2 separate regions of the Homo sapiens genome follow, and region 1 is linked to region 2. A link is an interaction called in ENCODE POLR2A ChIA-PET data of the cell type or tissue named here. Cell type or tissue: OCI-LY7. All regions are shown on one strand. Links, peaks and the distances in the headings refer to the core of each region. The heading gives the core; the rest is flanking DNA.

The links. ChIA-PET counts read pairs that join two places held together with the same protein. Peaks named below come from ENCODE experiments on the same cell type or tissue, not always from the same donor. Only the 100,000 strongest peaks of a DNase experiment are listed, where the experiment ranks them.
Region 1: POLR2A ChIA-PET joins it to region 2 with 11 read pairs; 2 of 35 experiments call an interaction of 5 or more read pairs at or near these places.

Annotation. Positions count from the first base shown.
Region 1 is chr2:202,660,719-202,672,330 of GRCh38, forward strand. The region is part of intron 1 of FAM117B (family with sequence similarity 117 member B); the gene reads left to right. Among named protein-coding and RNA genes, the nearest start is that of FAM117B, 32 kb to the left of the region's middle. RefSeq lists an enhancer at 5,711-5,790. In OCI-LY7, for the core only: no CTCF peak of the experiment used is centred there; DNase peaks (open chromatin) are centred at 4,852 and 5,863; H3K4me3 peaks cover 1,519 bases; H3K27ac peaks cover 2,256 bases.
Region 2 is chr2:202,747,001-202,758,612 of GRCh38, forward strand. FAM117B (family with sequence similarity 117 member B) reads left to right here. Exons shown (of 8, transcript NM_173511.4): 5 at 8,538-8,681; 6 at 10,213-10,438. Among named protein-coding and RNA genes, the nearest start is that of FAM117B, 120 kb to the left of the region's middle. In OCI-LY7, for the core only: no CTCF peak of the experiment used is centred there; a DNase peak (open chromatin) is centred at 3,901; H3K27ac peaks cover 271 bases.

The DNA of each region.
Region 1 (11,612 bases), core at 1,225-9,224, 87 kb before region 2:
CAACTGGATATGCCTCTAGACCAAGATGGTGACAGAGAGGAAGAAATAACCTGGTTTCTCTCTGCACTGTTCCAGTTACAGAGCCTCAGTTCCTCTGGTCAGAGGGAAGGATTCTCTCAGTTTTAGGTGCCTTTGTGGTCACTGCCGAAGCCATAGGAGTGCAGTTTTGTGACCAGTACTTGACTTGGGCTAGGGCCAGAAGAGTAAAAAAGAGAGAAAAAGAGCTGGGATTCCACCCATAGCCTTCATCCTGCAGGGCCCTCCTACCTAGTCCATTGGCCACAAAGAAAGTGTTTCTCCTGGACTTTTTCCTGCCCACTCCTACTGTGCAGTTCTAAGATTTGGGATGCCCTTGAATCTAATCCAGGACATATGGGAGGGGGAAAAACTCAGTGAATCACTTCCCTATCAGCTCTTCTAGTTTTTGTTTTGTTCCCAAATCTAGCTGCCATTATTTACTTTTTTGAATCCTCGGAGGACTCCATATATGCTGTCCGGGTTTTTAGTGATAATTGGTGCTAGAGATAGAAGTGTGTTAGTTCATCTTAGCCAGAACTGTAGGCATTTCCCACCCTTACTCCATCAACTTTTAATTTCAGATGCGTATTTGAAAGTCTGAGTACAGTATGAGAAATAGTAAAACTGTAAAAATAGGAAAACAATTATAGTAAAACTGTTAACTGTTACTGAGTACCTTCTATATTCCAACTATAATGCTAAGTGTTTTGAATATGTAATGTAATTCTTAAACTGCCTTTATAAAGTAGGTATATTACCATTTTAATATTGAGGTTAATTATTTGTGGTCAGATAGCTATTAAGTGGTGTAATGAGTGTATAAACCTGGGCCTTTACAGACTCCAGAGTCGCTCATCCACTTGCTGAGTCAGCTAACATTAAAAAATTATATTTTTAGGCCAGGTGCATTGGCTCACACCTGCAATCCTAGCTCTTTAGAAGGCTGAGGCAGGCAGATCACCTGAGGTCAAGAGTTCAAGACCAGCCTGGCCAACATGGCAAAACCCCGTCTCTCGTAAAAATACAAAAATTAGCCGGGCATGGTGGCGCGTGCCTGTAATCCCAGCTACTTGGGGGGCTGAGGCAGGAGAATAGCTTGAACCCGGGAGGCGGAGGTTGCAGTGAGCCGAGATCATGCCACTGCACTGCACTCCAGCCTGGGCAACAGAGCAAGATTCCATCTAAAAAAAAAAAAAAAAAAAGATCAACAATCCCACGATCCCAATACTGGGTAAGTATCCAAAGGAAATGAAATCAGTATGTCGAAGAGATACTTGCACTCCTGTGTTTATTGCAGAGCTATTCACAATAGCCAATAGCCAAGATAAGGAATTAACCTAAATGCCCAACCACAGGTGAGTGGATAAAGAAAATGTGAGGTAGGTGTGTGTGTGTGTGTGTGTATGTGTGTATGTGTGTGTGTGTACGTGTACAGACTGGTAGTATATAGAAATACCATTCAGCCATAAAACAGAATGAAATCTTGTCATTTGTGGCAGCATGGGTGAATCTGGAGGATATTATTATATTAAGTGAAATAATCCAGGCACAGAAATACAAACACCACATGATCTCACTCATGTGGAATCTAAAAAAATTCGTTTCATAGGAGTAGAGTAGAATATTGATTACCAGAGGCTGGAAGAGGAGGTGATAGAGGAGGAGGGGACTGGGAAAAGTCAGTCAACTGGTACAAAGTTGCAGTCAGGAGGAATAAGTTCTAGTGTTCTGTTGCACAGTAGGGTGACTATAGCTAATAGCAATGTAGTCAAGATAGCTAGAAGAGATTGTGAATGTTATCCTCACAAAGAAATGATAAATGTTGGCTGGGTGCAGTGGCTCACGCCTGTAATCCCAGCACTTTGGGTGGCTGAGGCGGGTGGATCACAAGGTCAAGAGATCGAGACCATCCTGGCCAACATGGTCAAACCCCGTCACTACTAAAAATACAAAAATTAGCTGGGCATGGTGGTGGTGCACGCCTGTAGTCCCAGCTACTTGGGAGGCTGAGGCAGGAGAATTGCTTGAACCCGGGAGGCGTAGGTTGCAGTGAGCCGAGATCATGCCACTACACTCTAGCCTGGCGATACAGTGAGACTCCATCTCAAAAGAAGAAGAAGAAAAAAAGAAATGATAAATGTTTAAAATGATGGATATAATTACCCTGATTTGATTATTATACAGTGTATTCATGCATTGAAACATCACACTCTTATCCTGTAAACATGTACGATTGTTAATTAGAAATAAAAAATTAAGAAATAACTATTTTTAGCTTCAGAATAATGAAGCGTTAGAAGCACTCTTTTTAAAATTATACATTCATAGTTTTATAACCTGCTCTTTCCACTTAAAATATTGGCAACAATTTCCATATCAATAGGTACACTTCTACAACATTTTAATTGCTATGTAGTATTCCATTGTGTGGATCTTCCACATTTATTATTGGGTAGTCTTTTGCTGTTATAAACAGTGCACAGAACGTTAATTTCCATTTGGTACTAGGTTGAGTTCCATTGTGGTTTGAATGTGATTGCAGAAATTGAACTTTTGAATTCTGACTGTGCACTTGTGCTGAAGATATTATGCTATGTGACTCAGCTGTGGGTAACTCTATAGTTAGTGAACTTTATTATAGGAAATAGTGTTATTGTGCTACATTTATATATAGAGAGTTTTACTGGTTTTTATTGAAAAGCGTGTATCTTTTTATTTAATGGCGAACATTACTTAATATGTTATAATCTTCTCTGAAATAATAGTATGTGTTTTATACATTTAGTACTTTGCTGGATTAAATTCATTACATCATTCACATTCGATATTCAGTCACATTAAGCCTTTTTTTTTTTTTTTCTTTTGAGACAGAGTCTCACTCTCCTTTCCCAGGCTGGAGTGCAGTGGCGCGATCTTGGCTCACTGCAACCTCTGCCTCCCAGGTTCAAGCGATTCTCCTGCCTCAGCCTCCTGAGTAACTGGGATTACAGGCACCCCCTGCCACACCCAGCTAAGTTTTGTATTTTTAGTGGAGACGGGGTTTCACTATGTTGGCCAGGCTGGTCTCAAACTCCTGACCTCTGGTGATCTGCCCACCTCGGCCTCCCAAAGTGTTGGGATTACAGGCGTGAGCCACTGCGCCCAGCCCCATTAAGCTTTTTATATACCAGATTTTGTTCAAAGGCTGCAGACCAAACCTTTCATTTTTGTTAACTGTCCTGTAAAGTATACTGATACAAGGTCTATGAGGTTAAAATATGTGGATGACACAGTGCAAACTCATTATTTCCAAAAAAAAGCATGTTGAACCACAGTTCCTATCAGTGAATCTAGAAAACTATTTTTATATGCAAATAATACATTCCAGTTCATTTATATACTTCTGTGCATTTTCACAAATAATAACTAATTATCCCATGATATCCCTCTTTAAGGGTGAGTGTCATTAGCTCCTGATGATTTGAGTACATTTAATTAGATATCTTTTCTGAAGTTATATTTAACTGAAAGAATATATTGACTCCAGAGGTTTTAAGCTGTTCTTTTCACTGCCATTTGTGTATATGGTAGGAAAAATGATAAAAATATTTGAAAGAATTAGCTTGGCAACATAGTAGAATAGCCTGGAATGTCTGAGAACTGCTCAGTGATTTGTGTGGCTAATAGTGCTAGGTAGAAGGCTTAGATTAGTCTTAGAATTGGCACAAGACGAGAATGAGACAACTGAGGCATTGGCCCTGGATACATGTTTTTGGTGTCTGCCAGAAAGCTTGGTAATTGAGATAAATAATATTTAAATAAAATGCTTCAAAATAAAAATTAATTTAACACAATTCAAAGAACTAATTATGAAAATTTTAAAGATAGGGTCCAACAGGGCAAAGATTAAGAGTCATGCAAGTACATGATTGAGTCCTGTTTAAAATTTTGATAGTTCGTTATCATGCATGACTTACCTTGAGTAATTTATCTATCTAGTAAGTTATTTTGCCCTCAGAACACGTGCCTCATTTGCCTTACCGTAGTAGTTTTGGCCTCGCTTATAAGAAGTCAGTCTGAAGGAATTACGGGTTTCTCTGTGGGTCAGTGTATTAGTTTTCTATTGATATGTGATAGATTGCCCCAAATATAGCAGCTTAAAACAATATCCGTTTATTATTTCACAGTTCTGTAGGTTGAAAGTTGGGGCGGGGAGGAGGCTCCACTGTGTTTTCTGCTCAGGGTCTCAAAAGCCAATATCAAGATCAAGCTGGGTTTGGCTTTTATCTGGAGACTTTGGTGGGGAAGAAGGTGCTTCCAAACTCATTCATGGAGTTGACAGAATCCAGTTCCTTGAGGTGATAGGACTGAGATGACTGCATTGTCGTGGACTGTTAGCTTTAGGGGTCACTCTCAGCTCTGAGGCGGCTCTCATATCTTTTCCACATGACCCTCTCAATTTTCTTTTTTCTTTTTTTTTTTTTGAGACAGAGTTTCGTATGCTGCCCAGCTGGAGTGCAGTGGTGTGATCTAAGCTTACTGCAACCTCTGCCTCCTGGGCTCAAGTGATCCTCCCACCTCAGCCTCCCAAAGTGCTGGGGTTATAGTTGGCCAACCCTCTCAATTTTCAAAGCCAGCAGTGGAATATCTCTCATATAGAATCTTTTTTACTTGCTCTTCTGCAGCCAGCCAAAGAAAACTTTCTATTTTTAAAGGGCACTTGTGATTAGATTGGGCCCTCCTGGATAATCTCCCCATTAATAACTCACTACTAACTGATTAGCAACCTTAATTTCATCTACAGAATCTCTCTTGGCACATGATGTAATCGTGGATGTGATATCTCGTTGTGTTTTCAGTCCTGGGGATTAGGACAGGAAATCCTCTTTTTGTTGTTGTTGTTGAGACAGAGTCTCACTCTATCACCCAGGCTGGAGTGCAGTGGTGCAATCTCGGCTCACTGCAACTTCTGCCTCCCAGATTCAAGCAATTCTCCTGCCTCAGCCTCCTGAGTAGCTGGGACTACAGGTGCATGCCACCATGCCTGGCTAATTTTTGTATTTTTAGTAGAGACAGGGTTTCACCATGTTGACCAGGCCGGTCTCGAACTCCTGACCTCGGGTGTTCTGCCTGCCTTGGCCTCCCAAAGTGCTGGGATTACAGGCGTGAGCCATGGAAACTGGCAGGACAGGAAATCTTGGGAGACCATTTTAAAATTCTGCCTACTGTAGTCAGCTAAGAAACTAATACAAACCATTCATCCTACTCACTGGTAGTGACTTATTGATATAAATATTACAAACACAAACAAATAGCTATAAATATGTATTATGGCAACATTTGTTATGACTAAAATTTGACAGAAGAAAACATTCATTCTGCAATTTGTGTCTGCATAGTTTGCTTAAATTGGGAATGGTATTGTTACAAAGCAAACCTTTTGATGATAGAGACTTTGTTGAGAAAATCTGATATAGTCAAAAGCAGATTGGGTCTTTATTATAAACTTTACATTAAAAACAATTGAAACGGAAGTTATGTTAGCAAAATAAACATGAAAATTGAAAAAAAATAGAAACAGTTTACCTATGGTTTTCAGAAAACTAATTTAAAAAATGTTGACTCATTGAAGTTTGCATTGGAAAAATACTTTGGTAAAATGTTTATTGGTGTTACACGTTCACAAACGCACACACATATGTACCATATGTACAGTCATAATTCTAGGTGAGGATGGCAGACAGAAGGCTTGAAGAGTCAGAGAAGTTCAGCCAGCCACATTTTTTTTTAAATTGTATCTGAGCATGTACTATGTATGTTTATATTTTGACACTGCTAGCTGGGTTTTCACTGGTGGGTGGGATGTGGGGGTATGTTACAGACAACTTTCACTTTCTACTGTATTCACTTCTGGTTTTTGACTATTTTGAAATAACATGTTTCGTTTCATTTCTTTTTTTTTTTTTTTTTTGAGACAGAGTCTCGCTCTGCTGCCCAGGCCAGAGTGCAGTGGCGCGATCTTGGCTCACTGCAACCTCTGCCTCCCGGGTTCAAGTGATTCTCCTGCCTCAGCCCGCTGAGTAGCTGGGACAGCTAATTTTTTGTAGTTTTAGTAGAGATAGGGTTTCACCGTGTTAGCCAGGATGGTCTCGATCTCCTGACCTCGTGATCCACCTGCCTCGGCCTCCCAAAGTGCTGGGAGTACAGGTGTGAGCCACCACGCCCGGCCAGTATGTTTCATTTCTATAATAAAAATGCAGATCGAAAATCTGTGTTGTAGCAGTGATTTAAAATAAAGTGAAATGATTTTTAAAGAGTTTAAAAATAGAGTAAAAATGTCGTAAAAACTGGGACTTGCTCCAGGCCTCTATTTGAGTTACTTTAGTAAATTTTTCTTTTTTTTGAGATGGAGTCTTGCTTTGTCGCCCAGGCTGGAGTGCAGTGGTGCGATCTTGGCTCACTGCAACCTCCGCCTCCTGGGTTCAAGCAGTTCTCCTGCCTCACCCTTCCGAGTAGCTGAGACTACAGGCACGTGCCACCATACCTGGCTAATTATCATATTTTTAATAGAGACGGGGTTTCACCATGTTGGCTAGGCTGGTCTCGAACACCTGACCTCAAGTGATCCACCCGCCTCGGCCTCCCAAAGTGGTGGGATTATTAGCATGAGCCACCACGCCCGGCCTAAGTATTTCTTTTTGAGGCAGCTTAAAGAAAAAAAGCTTTGTGTATGTGTGTCTGTGTGTCTGTGTGTGTGTGTCTGTGTTTGTGTGTGCGTGCGCGCGCATGTGCTGTCTCTTTTTCCATAGAAATAATATTGCTCTGTTCTTGAATCCAATTATTACAATGAAGGTGATAATTATGTAGAGAGGAATAACTGTGTCAAGGTATTCCTGAATGGTACTGGTGTTATGTTTTAGACCAATCTCAAGATAAACCTTAGCCATTTGGCCCCACTAGATAGTGTAGGGATCTAAACTAAACTAGATAACCTAAGTTAAATTACCTATTTCTACTCAAGTTGAAGTAGTATGCTGGCTATATTTTTTTCTGCTAGGTTTCAGTCTTTGGAGGCCTTTGGGATATTGACAGATGAGGAGATAATTGATAAGTAGTGAAGTGGACAGCTAGCATGGCTGAACCACAGAAAAGAGTAGTGGATTGAGGTTATAGGGTGATAATAGTGAGGATAGTAGTAGAGTAGTATTAGAAGTAAAATCACTGTTCCCAGGCATGGTGGCTCATGCCTGTAATTCTAGCACTTTGGGAGGCCCAGATGGGAAGATTGCTTGAGGCCAGGAGTTTGCTTAGGCAACACAGTAAGGCTCCATCTTTAAAATATATATATATTGTAAATATATATCATATATTTTATAAAAATATATTTATATAAAAAATATTTTTATAAAATATATATTTTATAAAAATATATAAATATATAATTATATAATACATACATATTATATTATATAATATATATTTATATATTTTTATATAATATACAATATAATATATATTAATATTTATATATTTAGATACATATATAAAGATATAAAAATATTTATATATTAAATGCGGTGGCATGCACCTGTAGTCCTAGCTACTTGGGAGGCTGAGGTGGGAGGATGGCTTGAGCCCTGGAGTTAGAAGGTACAGTGAACTCTGATCTGGGCATAGTGGCGGGTGCCTGTAATCCCAGCTACTTCGGAGGCTGAGGCAGGAGAATTGCGTAAACCTGAGAAGTGGAGGTTGCAGTGAGCTGAGATCACGCCACTGCACTCCAGACTGTGTGACAGAGCGAGACTCTCTCTCAAAAAAAAAAAAAAAAAAAGAAAAAGAAGGTATAGTGAACTCTGATTGTGTCACTGTACTCTAGCCTGGGCTACAGAGTGAGATCTTGTTCCTAATAAATAAATAAATAAATAAATAAATAAATAAAATAAAAGAACATTTTCTAAAGTGTGGTATAGGATGGTAGATTTTGGGTCAAGTTTTATTTTCTGTATCAGCAAAGAAAAAGGAAAGAAAGTAATATTTGAATGCATGTCTCATGCATTAAATATATGCCTCTAAGGGCTGTGTTTATTTCCATTTCATAAATGAGAATACTCAGTCCAAGAGAACTAAGTAATTTAATGTTTCAGAGAATTTCTAAATGTGGGATTTCAACTCATGTCTGCTTCGTTTTGGGGACCATGTTTTTAAAGTCTTCTCACAGTGTTATATATAATATAATTTAGTCAACATTAAACCTATTACGAATAGGTATCCTACCAAGTTGGATAATTTGAAAGAACACCAAAATAAGGAATAATATATGCCAAAAGTTCCTCCCTTCTTGCAGAAGGGTTCAGACAGTTTCTGGTTGAAGCAGAGATTAAATACATTGATAAATCAATAGACAGAGTGATCTGGAATAATTGGTAGAAATTGGTTGTAAAATGGTGTTAGGGACAGATTTTTTTTAGTCTTTTAAACCCACATCTTGATTTGATAGACACAAAAATCATGATATGATATTGGAGATTTCAAAATAAGTATTTCAAAATTAAAACAGCAGTGATTCTAGGAAGAAAAAACTTAATCTTTAAAACATAGATATTTTTCTGTACCAGTCATATGGTATCAGTGTGGGTGGGGCTACTTATTTATCACCAGGCTTTTCAGTCCCAAATAGTATGGAAATCTGTGAATTGTTCTGTTTTTATTACCTGAGTGCAATAAAAAAGATTAGCTTTGTAAAATAAGGAGAGGATAAAGTTTGCTTATTTTCGGGAGTGAATCAGAAGATGTTCTTCCTCCTCAAATTTTCTAGATTTTTTTTTTGGAAGTTACTCTGTTAACTGAATCAAATTTGAATGATAAAAACTATCATTTGAGATGTTTTTGCCAACATGGAACATAACTAAGAAAAAATGTTTTTCACATTGTTTCAAGTGGGATTTTCAGGCATGTCATTATGAAAGTATTTCCTTAAATCATCTTTCAGAACAAAAATATGGATGAGTATTGCTTTTTTTCCGCCTTATCCTTGAGTGCTTTATTGGGTCAAAGTTGAAGAAATATTAAAGCACTAATTTGCTTTATCCAGTTTGTTGGATTTTTTTCTTTGTTTGCTTGAAGTATTTTTCTAGACTCTTGATTGCAAATGACAACTCAGCTTAAACTAAGCAGAATGACAGTAGAACTGAAGAAATAACCACAAACATAGATAGATGTGGCCACAAAAATTAAGTACTTTCAGGACATTCTCTTAATTTCTTAATCTTTCATTTGGGTCTGTTTGTTAGCTTCATTCTCACATACTGTCTAAGTACTTTCAGGACATTCTCTTAGTTTCTTAATCTTTCATGTGGGTCTGTTTGTTAGCTTCATTCTCACGTACTGTCTAAATCAACAAATCTTTATTGAGTACCTGCTATGTGCTAGCTACTATTTAGTTGCTGGGGAAACAAGTGATGAAATAAGACATACCAATTTGTTCCAAAGGCTTAAGGGGCAAAAATGAAAAGAGAAATAAGACACATCAAGCTTCTGTCCTCAAGGAGCATACTTTCTTTTTTCTTTTCTTTCTTTTTTTTTTCTTTTTTTTTGAGATGGAGTCTAGCTTGTCACCCAGTCTAGAGTGCAGTGGCACAGTCTCGGCTCACTGAAACCTCTGCCTCCTAAGTTCAGGTGATTTTTAGGCCTCAGCTTCCTGAGTAGGTGGGATTACAGGCGCCTGCCACCATGCCCAGCTAATTTTTGTATTTTTAGAGACGGGGTTTCATGAAACACGTTGGCCATTCTGGTCTTGAACTTCTGACCTCAAGTGATCCTGCCTCAGCCTCCCAAAGTACTGGGATAAGCCACCGCCCCCTGGCCAAGGAGCATACTTTCTAGTGTAGAGACTTTGTCTACATAGCAGGGAACAGGGCCACAGACCATTCAAGACTCATATTTCCGTCTGCAAGACCCACAAGGCAAGAGGGCTTCTTCTCCACCAACTCCAGCTAGAAAAATTACAGGGAAGGATAATGTTTCATTCTGCGCCCATTTCAGAGTCAGTTACTGCATCCAGAAGAATGAATTATTGTTATTAGCTGAGCCTGGTCATGTACTCACCCTGTTAGGGACTAGCATCTGTTACCAAAAGACAGGAAGGTCTGGGGCAAATGAGTATACTGGGCAGGCAAAAATAGTGCTACCATGGTGTTTGCATTTTGAAGTTTAATTCCTTGTATTTAAAGCTGCAAATAAATTTGCCAAATATGCAAAGCTTTACTAATTTTTGAAAGCTTGAAAGTGTTGATCTTTCTCCTTATTTCTAAATCTAAAGTAATTGTGATCTTCAGTTTCATATCCAAAGAGCCAGACAAATAACTTAATGATTTAAACATATTGCTTCCCACATAATTCACTGTATTGACAGGAAGGTTGTAGTTTTGTCGATCATAAACACCGTTTTGAGATTAATGCTACATGGTGTTTTAATTTGGGTTCCACCAAAAGAAGACCCTGAGACAAGGATTTGTTTGGTTCCAAATAGTTCATTTAAGAATGTTGAAGAAGTAGGAAAGAGACAGGGAAGGGACAAAAGTTAATAAGCGTGCTTTAATAAGTAGTATACCACACTGGGCAACTGGTCATCAGTCTCGCTGAACTCCCTCTGCTAGATTACATAGAGAATATGCCTCTGGATTGTCCCATTGAGGGATAAGACATTTACTACCTCTTGCCCTTCACTGGTTGAAGTTTCTGGGAATAACTCCCAGGCTCTCTTGCTTGTCCTGCTGCCAAGCTGAGTATGCTCCTTCAGGCAGAGAAAGCTCTGGCAGAGAGGCTCAGATGCTGAGAAATTGTCTGGAGAACTGTTCATAGAAACTGCAGGTGTTCTCCACACTGGCTGTGAATGGAAATGGGTGGGACATTGATAGATTCAGCTATGAATGGTGAAATACATTGTATATTCTCAAAACAGGTGAATTTTTCCTTTGATTTTGATTAAAATTCCCATATATTGGTAGAGCAGTGTAAGTACCTACCCTAACCATGCCGCTCCCACGCTGGTTCACTTTATTTGCTTTGCATTAGGGTGGTTACCACTGCCTGCTGCAGCAAATCCCAGAAATTGTTGTGACTTAGCAATGGTTTATCATGTTCAATATAGGTTGGGTGGCTCTCTGGCAGAGCTCTCTTCCAATCAATGACTCAGAGACCCAAGCTGACACTCCACAATCTAAGAGTTTTTTTTCTGTTTAGCCATGTGGATGGGAAAAATCATGGAGAAAGTACATCAGCTTTAGGTGTGTTAGTTACTTCATTCATAACCTGTGGCCAGACCAGTTGCATGGCTGTGACCTAACTGGAAGGGAACCTGGGAATTGTAAGAAATTGACCCATTTGACCCTGAAGAATTTTAATTTTAATAGAGTCTTCAAGTCCTGTAAAAATCACATTTATTCTTTTTTATTTACATGTTGAGCATATAATTAATTACTATTTTCACCACCTGCCTCCCCCTCCTTTTTGTTTTGAGAAGGAGTCTTGCTCTGTCGCCCAGGCTGGAGTGCAGTGGCACGATCCCGGCTCACTACAACCTTCACCTCCTGGGTTCAAGCGATTTACCCACCTCA
Region 2 (11,612 bases), core at 2,058-10,057:
CTATTGAACATAGATGCAAAAATCCTGAGCAAAATACTGGCAAACCAGATCTAACAACACATCAAAAAGGTAATATAGCAAGATTAAGTGGGATTTATTCCAGTGATGCAAAGATGGTTCAACATAGACAAATCAATAAATGTGATATATCACATCAACAGAATGTAGGACAAAAACCAACAATCATTGTAATAGATACAGAAAAACCATGTGATAAAATTCAGCACTCATCCATGGTAAAAACTCTCAACAAATTAGGCATAGAAGGAAAATACCTTGACATAATAAAAGCAATAGGTGACAAACCCACAGCTAAATTGTACTGAATGGGGAAAAGCAGAAAGCCTTTCCTCTAAGAACTGAAACACGACAAGGGTGCCCATTTTCACCAGTTATTCAGTATAGTACTGGGGGTCCTAGCCAGAGCAACCAGATGAAAGAAAAAAAAGGCATCCAAACTGGAAGACAGAAAGTCAAATTTTTCTTTACAAATGACATGATCTTATATATGGAAAAACCTACCCATTCCAATTTATCTGTACATAAAATAAGAACCAAAAGACTACAAAAAAAATCACAAAACTGATAAATGAATTTACTAAAGTCGCTGGATACAAAGTCAATATATAAAAATGAGTAGTGTTTCTATACACTCACAGTGAACTAGCTAAAAAAGAAATAAAGAAAGCAATTCAGGTTACAATAGCTAAAAAAGAACAACAATAAAAAACCCTGAGAATAAATTTAACCAAGGAAATGAAAGATATCTACAACAAAAACTGCAAACACTAATGAAAGAAATTGAAGAGGACACAAATGGAAAGATATCCTATGTTCATAGGAAGAATTCATGTTGTTAAAATGACCATACTATCCAAAGCAATCTATAGATTGATTGCAATTAAAATATTAATTGTTTATGTTAAAGTACCAATGACATTCTTCACAGAAATAGAAGAAACAATCCTAAGATTTGAATGGAACCACAAAAGTCCCCAAATAGAGCCATACAAAGCAAAAAGAACAAAGCTAGAGGCATCATACTACCTGACTTCAAAATATATTACACAAAGCTATAGTCATCCAAACAGCATGGATCCACGGAACAGAATAAAGAACCCAGAAATAAATTCATGCATTTCAGCCAGCTGATTTTTCACAGAAGTGCTAAGAACATACACTGGAGGAAAGAACATCTTCAATAAATAGTGCTGGGAAAACTGATTTATGCAGAAGGATGAAAGTAGACCATTATCTCTTACCACATATAAAAATCGACCTAAAATGGATTAAAGCCTTAAAGGTAAGACCCAAAACTACAAAACTCCTGGAAGAAAACATAGGGGAAATGTTTCAGCACATTGGTCTAGGCAAAGATTTTATGGCTAGGACTACAAAAGCCTAGGTAACAAAAAAATATATACAAATGAGACTATATTAAATTTAAAAGCTTCTGTACAGCAAAGGAAACAACAGAGTGAAGAGAAAACCTGTTGAATGGAGGAAAATATTTGCAAACTATTCATCCAACAAGGAACTAACATCGAGAATCTTCAAGGAACTCAATAGCAAAAAACAACAACAACAAAGAATCCCATTAAAAAATGGGCAATCTGACTAGACATTTCTTAGAAGAGACAGATTAAATGTCTGACTAGACATTTCTCAAAAAAAGACATAGATTAAATGGCCAACAAATATATATTTTAAAAAGTTCATCTTTACTAGTCATCAGGGAAATGCAAATCAAATCCAAATCCATAATGAGATATCACCTCACCCCTGTTAGAATGGCTGTTATCAAAAAGACAAAAATTAACATATCAAAGGGATACCCTGCGCTCACATGTTTATCGTAGCCACTCTCGGTAGCCATTGTATGGAATCAACCTAAGTGCCCATCAACAGTTGAATGAATAAAGAAAAATGTGGTTGTGTGTGTGCGTGTACATGTGTATACATAACTGATGAGTATTTCATTGTGTATTCTACAATATAAAAACTGAAGGAATGAGAGCACTGGTAGTTTATGAAACTTAGCAAAGGTTTAGAAAAAATAAATCCAATTTAGAGAGTTTCATGAAACATATATATTCATAGAGTGCAGATAAAAATGTGAGGAGTAAAAATATTTTACTATTTGGTTTGGCATTATGAATCAAAGTCCTGAAAAATCTTTACTATCCTTTATGTCCCCCCAGGAAAATAGCTCCTCACCCCAGGAATTTATTCTAAGGAAGTATTTACATATGTGTGCAAATAATTGTCTAGGAGGATGTGCATGACAGTATGGTTCTGTAATAGTGAAAAATTGAAAACTATTTGTTTAATAGAGCATTGATTTCTTAAGTAATGCCCTCATAAAAAAATTATGCAACTATAAAAATGATTTGGTTAAACGTTTTAAAGCATAGAGATAGGTTACAGGTCTGGTATAATGTTAAAAAAAAAAAACCACTGGGTTCAGAACACTAGGTACGATCTGTTTCTGGTTAAAAGTGTATATGTATATAGAAGAAAAAGGACTAGATAGAAGAGTTTTTATAAAATTATTAATAGTTGTTATCTCTGGTGATTGACATGTATTTAATTTTCTTTCTTCACTGAATATTTTTTTTACTTTTGCAATAAAGAAAACAATGGCAGTCCAGGCACAGTGACTCATGCTTGTAATCCCTGTACTTTGGGAGGTCAAGGCTGGGAGGATCACTTGAGGCCAGGAGTTTGAGACCAGCCCGGGCAACATAGTGAGACCCTATCTCTAATTATATTTTTAAAATTATTTAAATAAAAAAAGAGTAAACAATGAAGTTAAAAATAGTTTCTCAGGGCAGACTTTTTATGGACATATTCAAGTTCTCTGGATCACTATATCTCTGGCTTATGTTTAAGTATGTTCTTAAGTCTATTGAAAACTGTAGAAATAAAAAAAATTAAAGGTGAGTGTATTAGTCTCTTCAGGCAGCCATAACAAAATATTATGCATAGACTACGTGACTTTACACAACAGAAATTTATCTTCCAGTTCTGGAGACTCTTAAGTGCAAGATCAAGGTGCCAGCAGGGTTGGTATTTGGTTGAGGGTTCTCCCCTTGGGTTGCAGACAGCTCCCTTCTTGCTGTGTGCTTATATGAGCTCTTCGTGTGCATGGGAATGGGAGGTGACTCTCTGGTGTCCTCTTGGACCGGGGCTGCCTCCCCCATATGACCTAATTTAAACTTTACTGCTGAGTGGGCACAGTGGCTCATGTTTGTAATGTCAGCACTTTGAGAGGCTGAGGCTGTCTGATTGCTTGAGCCCAGGAGTTTGAGGCCAGCCTGGGCAACATGGTAAAACCCTGTCTCTACCAAAAAAGTACAAAAATTAGCCAGGCATGGTGGCATGTGCCTGTAATCCCAGCTACTCGGGAGGCTGAGGTGGGAGGATCGCCTGAGGCCAGGAGGCAGAGGTTGTAGTGAGCCAAGATCATGCCACTGCACTCCAGCCTGGGCAACAAGGTGAGACCCTGTCTCAAACAACAACAACAAAACAAAACTCAACTACTGCCTTAGATGCCCCATGTCCAAATACAGCCACATTGGCAGTTAGGGCTTCAACATATGATTTTGGGGGGACACACACATCCATATACCAGCCTTGTTGAACAAGCATCTTATATGTTCTAGGCTCTGTGCTTGGCAGTGGCACTAAAGAGATTAATAAGACATAGTTTCTCTCCTCAGGTTAATTGTAGAAAAATAATCCAAAAGAAAAAAATACCACCTCTGTTCCCAGGTGTAGCTTGCTTCTGATATTTTGGGGAAATAGTCTTTTTTTCTGGGTGAAATATAAATCTGTGTGTGTGTCTGTTTTATACGCATGCATTGGCTTTTGGTTGAATAAACATGAAGGGGCAAAGGAAGAATGTTCTTTTCACTTCCTGCTTTTGTGAAATATCTGGCGTATATGAAACTTTTGTTCCAGTAGGTAGAACAGAAAATGTTGAGAAATTAGGTGTGTAGGTTTCTAGAGAGAAATTATAGAATTTATTCTATAAACATAGAATTTATGTTTATATTTGAGGAAAGGGAAAATCAAAAAATATAAGGGCTAAACCCTTGAAGACATATAGATAAGCTTTAGTCCCATAATTTTCTGTTTGCAAATTTGCAAAATTATTTTACAATTCACCTAAAAATTGCATCATTCTTTACAGATCACTCTGTGTTACTTGAAGTTTATAGCTCAGCTGACTACTGCAGGTTACATCAGAAATTTGAGTTTTTATACCTATGGAGTGTTAGTGACTTAAAGTTTTATTGTCTGACCAGTACTTGATTTATGACATTGATTGTGCTTTAGCCACCCACTAAACTGTATATAGAGTTGTCACCGCTTATGAAAGCTGAAAGGGTCTAACCAGGACAAGTGTTCACATCAAATGAACTAGACTAAGAGAATAGATCTATGGATATGGCTAAGATCTTCCTCAAAAAAATAGTTTTGAGGCTGGACACAGTGGCTCACGCCTGTAATCCCAGCACTTTGGGAGGTCCAGGTGGTGGATCACCTGAGGTCAGGAATTTGAGACCAGCCAGGCCAACGTTGCGAAACCTCATCATCTCTACTAAATATACAAAAATTTAGCTGGGCGTTGTCGCGGGTGCCTGTAATCCCAGCTACTCGGGAGGCTGAGGCACAAGAATCACTTGAACCCGGGAGGCTGTGGTTGCAGTGAGCTGAGATTGCACCACTGCACTCCAGCCTAGGAGACAGACCGAGACTCCATCTCAAAAAAAAAAAAAAAAAAAAAAATAGGTTTTGACAATTGTATATCTGTGCACCAAAGATCTGAGCTATGGAGAGTGGCTCAAAAATATAAGTTGAATTTTTAAAAATTATATAAATTTTCTCTATAAAACACTTATAGAACACCCAAACTTAAAATTTTCTTTCCTTTGGTAGTGGATGCTGAGAATGGAAAAGGGATCAGAAAGAAGAGATGGAAGTAAAGGGAATAAGTAATACAGAAGCTTGAGGCTGTGGGGAATGTGGGAACAGAGGGACTTATAAAAAGGGAAAAATTAGGAGACACTATATGTGAAAGAAAATAAGTGACACTTGAAAAAAATGTGAAAAGATAATTATTTTAAGAATAAAATACATAATAGGGAAAATACAAAATAAAAATTGCAGCTACTGTTTTCTGAGCATTCATGCTTTAGACGCCAGGCACCATACCAGGTTTCCTGTCATTTCATCTTTAAAGCCATGAGGTAGGTTTCTGTGTCCTGTGTTACATATGAGGACCCAACACTAACTGAGCAGTGGAGACATCCTCTCTCAGCACTTCTGCGTGGAGCTTCCCCTTGGCCTTTTTTAATCACAGATTTCTTGTGTTTGCCAAGGATTCTTGTTGTATTTATTATGCTTTTTCTTTTTTTTTTTTTTTTCCAGTTCTGAAGGGGAGCAGGAATAAAAGGAGAAATAGAGATTTAACACTAAGTTCTGTATCAGACAGCAAGATTATCAGGGAATAAAACTGATGGTCATTGATTAGAATCATTTCTAATCAGTGTTACCTTTGTCTTCCTTTGTCTTTGTCTGTTACCTTTGTCTTCTTGCCCACCTCTTCCTGAAAGAGGTTTTCCAAAGAAACTTTCCTAAATGAAGGATAGGTTAATCACATTTCTTTGCTAGACAGCAGAAGAATCTGCAAGATGTTTATCTGGCACACTGATGTTACTAGCTTTGGCGGATACCTCTGTTAATGCTTGTTTCATATTTTATTTTGAATATCTTGTCAGGAAACAAGTAATATCCTGTAATTATGTAACCAGATAGTTCTTTCCAAAAGTAATACTGTGACAATAAAAACATTTTTAATTTAAAAATCTCTACATAGATTTTGGAAGTGGTTCTGTTAAATAAATAAGTCATATTGTGAAAATGGCCATACTGCCCAAAGTAATTTATAGATTCAATGCTATTCCCATCAAACTACCATTGACATTCTTTACAGAATTAGAAAAACTATTTTAAATTTCATATGGAATCAAAGAAGACCCTGTATATAGCCAAGACAATCCTAAGCAAAAAGTACAAAGCTGGAGGCATCATGCTACCTGACTTCAAACTATACTATAAGGCTACAGTAACCAAAACAGCATGGTACTGGTACCAAAGCAGACATATAGACCAACGGAGCAGGACAGAGACCTTAGAAATAACACCACACATCTACAACCATCTGATCCTTGACAAACCTGACAAAAACAAGCAATGAGGAAAGGATCTCCTATTCAGTAAATGGTGCTAGGAAAACTGGCTAGCCATATGCAGAAAACTGAAACTGGACCTCTTCCTTATACCTTATACAAAAATTAAGATGGATTAAAGACTTAAATGTAAAACCCAAAAGCATAAAAACCCTAGAAGAAAACCTAGGCAATACCATTCAGGACACAGGCATGGGCAAAGACTTCATGACAAAAACACCAAAAGCAATTGCAACAAAAGCCAAAATTGACAAATGGGATCTAATTAAGCTAAAGAGCTTCTGCTCAGCAAAAGAAACTATCATCAGAGTGAACAGGCAACCTACAGAATGGGAGAAAACTTTTGCAATCTACCCATCTGACAGAGGTTTAATATCCAGAATTTACAAGGAACTTAAACAAATTTACAAGAAAAAAGCAACCCCATCAAAAAATGGACAAAGGATATGAACAGACTCTTCTTAAAAGAAGACATTTACACGGCCAACAAACATGTAAAAAAAAAAAAACATGAAAAACTCAACATCACTGATCATCAGAGAAATGCAAATGAAAACCACAATGTGATACCATCTCACGCCAGTCAGAATGGCAATTATTAAAATAAGTCAGAAAACAATAGATGCTGGTGAGGCTGTGGAGAAATAGGAATGCTTTTACACTGTTGGTGGGAGTGTAAATTAGTTCAACGATTATGGAAGACAGTATGGCAATTCCTCAAGGATCTAGAACCAGAAATACCATTTGACCCAGCAATCCCATTACTGAATATATACCCAAAGGGTTATAAATCATTCTACTATAAAGACACATGCACATATGTGTTTATTGCAGCACTGTTTACAATAGCAAAGACATGGAACCAACTGAAATGCCATCAATGATAGACCAGATAAAGAAAATGTGGTACATATACTTCATGGAATACTATGCAGCCATAAAAAGGAATGAGATCATGTCCTTTGCAAGGACATGGATGAAGCTGGAAGCCATCATCCTTAGCAAACTAACACAAGAACAGAAAACTGAACACCGCATGTTCTCACTCATAAGTGGGAGTTGAACAATGAGAACACATGGGCACATAGAGGGGAACACACACCAGGGCCTGTTTGAGGTGGGAGGTGAAGAGAGGGAACTTAGAGGACTGGTCAATAGGTGCAGCAAACCACTATGGCACACGTGTACCTTTGTAACAAACCTGCATGTTCTGCACATGTATCTTATTTTTTTTAAGAAGAAACAAAAACAATAATAAACCCCCCCCAGAATATAAATAATTATATAGATTAATCTGTTCTCATGTTGCTGTAAATACCTGAGACTGGGTAATTTATAAAGAAAACAGGGGCTGTGCATGGTGGCTCACACCTGTAATCCCAGCACTTTGGGAGGCTGACATGGGCGGATCACAAGGTCAGGAGTTTGAGACCAGCCTGGCCAATATGGTGAAACCCCGTCTCTACTAAAAATACCAAAAAAATTAGCCAGGTGTGGTGGCGGGTGCCTGTAGTCCCAGCTACTCAGGAGGCTGAGGCAGAAGAGTCGCTTGAACATGGGAGGTAGAGGTTGCAGTGAGCCGAGATCACATCACTGTGCTCCAACCTGGGTGACAGAGTGAGATTCGTCTCAAAAAAAAAAAAAAAAAAAGAGGCTTAATTGACTAACAGTTCTGCAGGCTGTACAGGAAGCATGACGCTGGCATTTACTTGGTGTCCGGGGAGGCCTCAGGAAACTTAAATCATGGTGGAAGGCAAAGGGGGAAAGACACAGGTCACATGGCCAAGCAGGAGCAAGAGAGAGAAGTGGGAGGCGCTACACACCTTTAAACAACCAGATTTCGTAAGAACTCACAGTACTAAGAGGGACTGTGCTAAACCATTCATGAGAGATCCACCCCCATGATTTGGGTGAGACATCCAAACTGTATCATTGTGGCACTAGGAGAGTTTAAAGTTATATTCTGAAATCTGAGCTCTGTTACAGTCGTAAAAGAATTTCTGAGGTTGACATTCTTTTACTATATTTATTTATCCCTGTTCCCTTTGCAGTCGTTCACAGATGTGAATAAATGTTCAAAATCCTACCTTCATTGTGTGGGATTTGGGTTTTAAATTATATTTCATACATGCTAAGGAGCAGGTTTGGTCACTCACACTTTTTGTGAGGCCTGTAAACTTTGATTTATTTTTGAGTTACTTATGTCTGTTGGAATTACGCTTCAGCCTAGAAAATTAAAAGGTAATGTTAAGCCTCTCTTCTCCATCCCATTTTCTTAAGGCTCCTGTTCCAAAGAGTGCACTTATTCCTGTAATTCCCATCACCAAATCAACAGGCTCCCGGTTCCGGAATAGCGTGGAAGGATTGAATCAGGAGATTGAAATAATAATTAAAGAGACTGGGGAAAAGGAAGAGCAACTTATAGTAAGTGATCTTGTATCTTAAAATCATTCTTGAACTCTTATAATTATTAAAAATGCACAGTTTGGGTTTCCATATTTACTTGGGTTTCTTCCTTCTCATTGAGAGAGCAAAAATTTATCTCTTTTGAAAAATCTTTGACCTGGGTGAGTGAATGAAAAGTTTTCATTTTGTTGCATGTCATAGAGGCAACTGATCTGACTTGAATTTGGATTACTGAACAGAAACTATTTTTTGTTTGTCTGTATTTAGAAACCATTAGGTGATATACTTCTTATTTGCTGTAACTCCAGTTAACAAAAGTTTAGCTTACTAATTATGGGGGGCAGAAGTTTACATGACATTGAATACCTTCTAAGCATGAATCTGTCTGCTCCTTTTTTGAATGTCAGTGACTATTTGGTTTTGGTTGACATGCTAGGCTATGTCATCATAAAGTACATTTAGAAATTATCTGGCTGTGCACAGTGGCTCACACCTGTAATCCCAACACTTTGGGAGGCCAAGGTGGGCGGATCACCTGAGGTCAGGAGTTCAAGACCCATCTGGCCAACATGGTGAAACCCCGTCTCTACTAAAAGAATACAAAAATAAGCTGGGCATGGTGGTGCGTGCCTGTAATCCCAGCTACTTGGGAAGCAGGGAGAATCGCTTGAACCCGGGAGGTGAAGGTTGCAGTGAGCTGAGATCGAAAAAAAAAAAAATTCTGCCTATTCTCTTTACTGACTAGAATACACATGAGAATAGTTGCTATGTAAAACAGAAAAATTAACTGTTTTGGTTTAAAAACCATGCCACAGAGTATATTTATTTATCTAACCGTCTCTCTATTCTTTAGTGAAGGAGGAATTGAGTATTGTATTGATGCTTAAGATCCTCTCCCTTAAGATAAAAGGTTGGTTTAGCTTAGAGAAAATACAGCTCCCCACACCCTCTCCTCCATCCTGCTTGATGGGGTACAGATTCCCTGATGTAATAAAGGTAAATGAATCAAAGACGTGCAGGGAGTTGGTTTCCTTGCTAAGTGATCCACACAGGCTTTCCTCTGTGTGTGTACTTGATTTTCTCCCCATCAACAGCACTTCTGTGATTAACCTTTCCCCCATTTAGGAAGGTTGACTTGAAAAAATCCTTTCAGGGCGTGGCATCAGTGTTCCTGGTTCACATGATGAATAACCTTTTTCCTCTAATGTGGAACCTAGTGTTACACCTAGATTTCATGGCCCTCATTTATAATTTTTAAAATAACCCTTAGCACACGATAAGTGATTCAGTACAATTCATTTATTCAGCAAGCATTGGCCACCTGCTGTATGCCTGGCCTTGGGAATACAAAGTCTTCACCGAAGACTCTCAGTGTGGGGGTCAGATTAGACAGGGATGTCACTAACGTGCAACATGAAATCCTAATAAGTAGGAAGGGATTTCTGATTTGTGAGTCTCTGGCACTATATGGGAAGGTTGACATTGGGTTCATTGCTGGTGATTCGAAATTAATTATAAATATACCTATGTTTTTACAATTTTGTAACAGCCGCAAGATATTCCAGATGGCCATCGTGCTCCACCCCCCCTTGTACAGAGAAGTAGCAGCACGCGCAGCATTGACACACAGACGCCTGGTGGGGCAGACAGGGGAAGCAACAACAGCAGCCGTTCCCAGTCCGTGTCCCCAACATCGTTCCTCACCATTTCCAATGAAGGTAGCGAGGAGAGTCCTTGCTCAGCGGATGACCTGCTTGTTGATCCCAGAGATAAAGGTACAGTGCTGGAGGAATGTGCTACTAGATGATAATGGAATACCTCCTCTTGTATCATTCATTCTATTCATTTTCTAGCAGAACACACACACTCGAGGCTACTCAGTTAATGTGTTCAAAGCCTAGGTTTTCAATTTGGAGTGTAAACAGGTTTGACTGTCATGCTCAGTTGATGGTCTAGTTGGGCAAGTTTATGAGCTTTTGTTAGTTTGTAGCTCTTTTTTTGCACTTGTTAATACAACTTCCTTATTGGTGAGAAACATTCTTTTTGGAATAAATGAGATGAGCACTTGCTCTGAAAAGCACTTTGGTCTCTGTCACCTGATAGTCATGATTTTATTACCTTAATGCTTTTTAAATCAATACAAAGCCTTCAAGTTAGTGTTTTTTAGGATCTGTACTTGTGACATTTTAAACAAGGATTAAACAGATTTATATCAATGCAGGATGAGTGTTTAAAGCAAGCCTGATGTAAAACGTTGGAGGGTACTTTTAAAAATAACCTTAAAATACCTTAGAAGTTACTTGGAAATAGAAGCAGTTTGAATGTTAATTACAAATATTCTTGCCTTTTAAAACAAATATTAGCCTTGCATCTATGTCAGGACAGTATTTTCTTAGCCTAATCCTGGTTACGTTGTGTACTTGAAAGCAATAATAATGACATTTATTTATAAATTCTAAAGCTCAGTTCAGTAGTCATTTATTTAGAACCTCCTCCATACAGTGTGTTGAATGTCCTAAAATGCCCTGCTGTTAGGACTGGCTGCTACTACTACTCATCACCTAAGACATTAAAACTGTGACAAGCGCAGAAGACAGACGATTCACTGAAGAAGTTACTTTAAACTGTGGGAAGTTGTAAACTGTTACTCTTTGGACTTTTATTGCTAGCTTCTAGGTCTGATAAAACACGGGTCAGATAAAATCTGGCCCTTGATTTCCCATACTTTCTACTTCTACGTCAATAACATGTAGAAAGTCTATAAATAAATAAACTCAATAAATGTTGTGTCCTGATCCATTTGATTTTAGTAGCTGGTTGGCCTCTGTGAATTTCTTTTGTAGGAAAACTGGGCTGTAGTGCTGCTGCCAGCAAGGAGTTTGTAGCTTAGCTGGTACAGACTGAAAATTTAGAACAGATATTTAACATATTAAAATTTTTAAGTTAATA